Linked DNA regions of Mus musculus: region 2 is linked to region 1. A link is a loop called in an ENCODE intact Hi-C map of the cell type or tissue named here. Cell type or tissue: left cerebral cortex. All regions are shown on one strand. Each heading gives the region's core, and the rest is flanking DNA. Links, peaks and the distances in the headings are about the cores only.

Region 1 (2,916 bases), core at 224-2,723:
CATGAACCTGGAGAACACGCAGGCCCTTAGAAGAGGAAAGACCACCGCAGATCAGCACACAGTCCTTAACATCTCTAAGGCCTGCCATCAACTAGGGAAACCAGGTCTCAGTTCAAAAGGTGATCTTGGTCTCCAGACTCTTGGCTTTTTTAAACCGTGCACATGTTGATACAGAAGCCCAGTGAGTTAATTTAGAAACGCTCACATAGGGCAAAGGCCCCAACATAGGGCTTCAGGGAAGCAGGCTTGCTGCTGCTTCAGTTCTCTTCTCTCGTCTCTTCTTCACTCTCCAAATGGCCTCCTTGGGGCATCTTTGAAAGGTCATTTTTGGTGAAGCCCTGCTCCATGTTGCTCAGCTCCAATGTCACTGATGGTGGCCACCATGGCAATAACACTGGCTGGGGAATACCAGGCACCATGGTGCTATTTATGTGGTTGTTTCTTACCAAATTCAAAATACTCTTATGGGGGACTATTATCTGTCACTTCACTGATGCAGATGACAATGAAGACAAAGGTTAGGTATCTCGTGTGAAAGGCAGAATAATGGCTTTTGAAAGATGTCTCAATCTAACCACTGAAGCCTTCTACATGGTGGCTTATATAACAAGGGGGCTTTCAGATATAATATGCTATGGATCTTGAAAGTGGGGGGCAGGGAGGTGGGAATACATGGGATTACACAATCCTCATGGGTTCACAATCACAATGTGATCCATCATGACCACAAGAATCCATCTAACAGAAAGGCAGGGAGTCTGAGTCAAGGAAGGAGATGTAACAACTAGAGCAGAAGCCAAGGCAACACATCTCCAGGGGATGGATTCTCCCCTAAAGTCTTGAGGAAGGACACAAACAATGCTTTAGCCTTGCAAGACCGTTTTAGATTTGTGACCCCTAACCTATAAAGTAATATATCTGAATTGTTCTAAACACCTAATAATTTCTACAGATTTGTTTTAATAGTATCAGCAACAAGAAACCCATACACTTTCACTGTGTATGGTCGTGAAAGTGTAAGTTCAGGGCTATAACACCCCATGCAGTCTCACTCTCAGGTGACTTTCTAGCTTCCTGATCCAACACTGAGGTTCTATAACATGGTCCTGGTGTCATCTACTCTAAGAGCTTCCTAAGTCTAGTTTTCTAAAGTGTAAAACTTCAGCTATGCAAATGCTTGGTATTGTTTCCTTAACAGATTCCTTATTGCCACCCTTTAACTCTGTTGTCAGTGCAAGGATGAGAAGTGTTGACAGGCTGGACAGAATTCTGTGACTCATGCATTCGGAGCCCGTGGGAGAATGAGGAAGAAATAGAAGCTAGCAACTGGAGACACTGAAGTTACTGGAGAAAAAAAAAAAAATTCTGAAACCAAAGAGGTGAAGTCAGGATAGATTCACGTAGGGAAATCTCAGGGGGTGTGCATTTTTAGTATTCAGGATTAAAAATTAGAAGTGACTTTCCAATAATTGGCTTTTAAAGCATATATGAGAAGACAATCAACATATTTAAGATGAGGAATCCTAAGGGAACCTAAAGGAATTTAAAAATCTTTTTTTGTGAGAGTAGGATGTGAGAAGATAGAGAGTAAAAGTCTACCAATTCTGATCCTTCAGCAACCAATTTCTGTCACATTTCTTCTCTAAGTTTTCCCTTAACCAGTCTAGCTCAAAGAAATTCCTCTGCACTGGCATAGAAATTCCAGCTGGACCATGCAACTACACATACCTGTGCATTTGCCCTCACTGTCTTGTATTGAAAACTCCACTTCTTTGTCAACCAACTGCATTCCCTGCTGGGAAAAAGAAGGAATGCATCTTTTATAAGCCATGTGTTTCCATGGGACAAAGAACATACAGAACACACCCAGTCAGGTAACATACCCAGTTTCTAAAAGCTTTGGCTCAGGAAAAGATGATCTGAATTATCCTGTAACTTCTGCTGAGGTTTTGACAACATCCATTTGTCCGTCGTATGGACTCCCAATTTTTGATCTGATATTTCAGGTATCTACCACCACATTCTTTTTTGCAGCCCCAAACTGGAATCCTGGATCTTGGTCTTACAGCATATACTGTGGTGGACCACACAGGTCTTTCTATCAGGATGGAGGCACTCACTGTTCAGCAGCTGAGGACAAAGAAAGGTGATGGTTCATAGCTGAGCTATTCTCTAGGTAGGAATTGTCTTCATACCAAAAGGACCACCTTACTTATTCATATCCCCTCTGAACACACAATCATAAGTGTATAATAAAAGCCACTGACCTCTAGATAGTTCAACTCTTAAAACAGGGCTAGCCCATCTTTTTTTTTTTTTTTAATGTTACATTTTCTTTTTTTTTTAATCTTTTTTTTTAATTAGGTATTTTCTTCATTTACATTTCCACTGCTATCCCAAAAGTCCCCCAAACCCTCCCTGCACCCGACTCTCCTACCCACCCACTCCCACTTCTTGGCCCTGGTATTCCCCTGTACGGAGGCATATAAAGTTTGCAAGACCAATGGGCCTCTCTTTCCACTGATGGCCAACCAGGCCATCTTCTGATTCATATGCAGCTAGAGACACGAGCTCCGGGGGGCGGGGAGGCGGGGGGAGGGATACTGGTTAGTTCATATTGTTGTTCCACCTATAGGGTTGAGATTCCTTTAGCTCCTTGGGTACTTTCTCTAGCTCCTCCATTGGGGGCCCTGTGATCCATCCAATAGCTGACTGTGAGCATCCACTTCTGTGTTTGCTAGGCCCCAGCATAGTCTCACAAGAGACAGCTATATCAGGGTCCTTTCAGCAAAATCTTACTAGTGTATGCAGTGGTGTCAGTGTTTGGATGCTGATTATGGGATGGATCCCCGGATATGGCAGTCTCTAGATGATCCATCCTTTCGTCTCAGCTCCAAACTTTGTCTCTGTAACTCC
Region 2 (2,916 bases), core at 222-2,721, 440 kb after region 1:
CATGATCACTTGCACTCCTTCTAATGCCAAACAAAATTAAATGTTCATGCAAACCGAAAGCAATCAAAGTATTCTCTTTCCAAATTCAAAGACAAAAGAATCACACTTGACTTGGAAAGTGAATGGCCTTTGCTCAGAGATAAAGCCACATCTATCATAGCTACTCATTCAATATTATTTAAAATTTCGAAAGTTCTAAAACTCAGCAAACTTCTGAAGCACAGAATGGTGGAATATTAATCCATCGATGTCATGTTGAACCCTATTTTAACTGAAATGAACCGTAATTTTTGCCTTTGATCAACTCTGCCACATGTAGCCCACAGCTAAAGTAGTTTCTACAAGTTATCACAATGTGAAGCACTATTAAAAATGTTACCAACCTCACACACAAGTCACCTGATGACCTTAATCAAACATTTCCCCCAATTTCGCTGTCTCAAGAACACAGCACTGAGGTGAAAGGCTCAAGGTTCCTAGTGTGGCCTCCAAGATGAAGATAATGCAGAAGACAGTGAAGAGAAAACAATATTGATCACATTCTACAGCACTCAACAAAACGTTAATTAAAATAACTTTCTAAATATGTACACAAAATACACACACACACACACACATAAAATAGAGTATCTAAGCAAACGTTATTTTTACAAGCACCTCAACTGTGTAATCTTTTGAAACAAAACATTTTAAATGCCCTTTAGAAACTGCAAAATAACCACAAAAATCAAAATTTATTTCATTTTTCATATACTAAATTTTTATGTTCAGTTTTCTCCATACAACATTAAAATACATGCTTTAAGTACATTTCAAGTTGTAAAGGAGATATTCAGATTGCTAGTATAATAGTTTGTTTTTAATTAATGACCTTAAGGATGGCACTTTATCAAAACTCACTGTCAAGATTTTTATCGAATATAATCAGAAGCTAATAAGTAAAAGTCTGGTGTTAGACAATTTGGCTCTTTAAAATGTCAGGACAATAAAAGCAAAGGATAATGCTAGGTTTTGGTGTCAAAAATATATCCATACATTCATCTATATAAAGCAAAGTATAAACAGATAATTGAGAAATCACTTCAAACCAGGTGTAATGATACACACCTTTAATCCCAACACTTGGGAGCAGATTCAAGAGTTCAATGCTAACCTGGCTTGCAGAAAAAAAAAGAAAGAGAGACACAGACAGACAGACAGACAGACAGACAGACAGAGAGACAGAGAGACAGAGAGAGACAGTGACAAAGAGACAGACAAAGGGGGAGGGAGGGAGGGAGGGAGGGAGAGAGGGAGGGAGGGGGAGGGGGAAGGGAAGGAGGGGAGGGGAAAAAGGGATGGAGGGGAGGGAAAAGAGGGAGGGGAAAGAGGGAGGAGAGGAAGGGAAAGGGAGGGAGGGGAGGGAAAAGAGGGAGGGGAAGAGATTCACATATGAACATTCCTAAAGCACAATGCTGACTCTTGAAAAAGAATCTTTTTAATCTAGTAATATACTAATGACTAGAAAAATTCACATATATTGTCTTGAAGATAAATAAAATAATTTACTAAAATACAATGAACATTTTAGTAAAGTAATAAAATATCTATCCTTAAGGAAGTATATGTACACTGTACAACCACACAGCAGAAAAGGAACAAGATGCAGGAGAAATCATAGTGCTTTAGCTTCTTCTCACTCCCGCCTTCTAGAGTCTGTGTCCCTACACATCTATACCCACTAGGATTTCACAATGCAGTAAACCATGAGAAGTATGTAAGTTACTGGTACTTAACAGGAACAGAAAATTTAAATGTGTACGGTTCTTGCTCCCCCTCTTCAAGACCCGTTCTATTTCCTCCACAGCTACAGTATGAAAGGAAAAATTTTTTTCTAGACAGGTTCCCTTTGCAACCTTATCCTCCAACTTTCAGTCCTCCTGCCTCAACTTCCTGGATCCTTAGATTGCAGGTATATGCCATTGAACACAGCTTGAAGAAACTTAACAAGCAAAGAGTCTCTGAACTGATATGGCACAAGGAAGGAAGGAAGGAAGGGAGGGAGGGAGGGAGGGAGGGAGGGAGGGAGGGAGGGAGGGAGGGAGGGAGGGAGGGAGGGAGGGAGGGAGGACTGTACTAACTCAGAGTGCAAAAAGTCACTTTAGAAATAATGGTTATACTAAAATATACACATATGCTATTAAACATACAAATCCAAATGAAGTCCAGAAACTTAAATATGCTTTTATTAACCAATTGAAAAATCATTCAAAATAACTTTTAAATTATAAGAATGGCAATCTCTTTATCTTTCACACACTTCTCTGTTAAGCTGGTGAGAGTTGTGATACAGCAAAATATATGTTCTTTCCTAAGTATAAAACTGTTTCCTCCCTTAGCGCCTGCCTCTCCCCACACCCTCCCACCCTGTCCTCTGTCTATCCACACACTGGGAAAATTATGTCCTGTTTTAAATATCTCACTGGTGAGCAACAGGAGCCCCAACTGTCAGACACTTGTCTGGCACACATACTTAGAGAAGCTGGTTCCAGCAGGAGCTCAAGCTGTGAGGCTCAGCTCACTCCTATGTGGGTGAGGAAATCAGATCACTTGGCCACCAGTCTCTAAAGAAACCACCAAAATGGGAGAACTTTGAGACCTTGTCATAGGCATAGTTATTAAGCTACCACTGGGCCTGAGGTTTTCTTTGTTGCTCTCCTCAGAAGAAACTACAAGTAAGTAGAATGTGAGATTTTTGAAACCACAGATAAATCACAGACTAGTTCCTAGCTCTGTGTCAGTAGCACGCCTCTGACTTCCCAGGTTAATCTTGCCATGGATTCATAGGTTGCAAAAAGTTTGCAAGATCACATTGTCTCACTGTTTATCTGACAGATGGAGAAACTGAGCCCCACACATTTTATGTTACTAGCTTAC

The links. Hi-C counts contacts between places; a loop is a spot of excess contacts. Peaks named below come from ENCODE experiments on the same cell type or tissue, not always from the same donor. Only the 100,000 strongest peaks of a DNase experiment are listed, where the experiment ranks them.
Region 2: it touches region 1 in a loop (9-fold over the local background); 1 of 42 quality-filtered maps calls a loop at or near these places.

The regions. Positions count from the first base shown.
Region 1 is chr19:27,557,123-27,560,038 of GRCm38, forward strand. No RefSeq gene overlaps it. Among named protein-coding and RNA genes, the nearest start is that of Gm35697, 110 kb to the right of the region's middle. In left cerebral cortex, for the core only: no CTCF peak of the experiment used is centred there; DNase peaks (open chromatin) are centred at 1,271, 1,656 and 2,022; H3K27ac peaks cover 1,041 bases.
Region 2 is chr19:28,001,164-28,004,079 of GRCm38, forward strand. The region is part of intron 1 of Rfx3 (regulatory factor X, 3 (influences HLA class II expression)); the gene reads right to left. Among named protein-coding and RNA genes, the nearest start is that of Rfx3, 8.5 kb to the right of the region's middle. In left cerebral cortex, for the core only: no CTCF peak of the experiment used is centred there; DNase peaks (open chromatin) are centred at 1,742 and 2,509.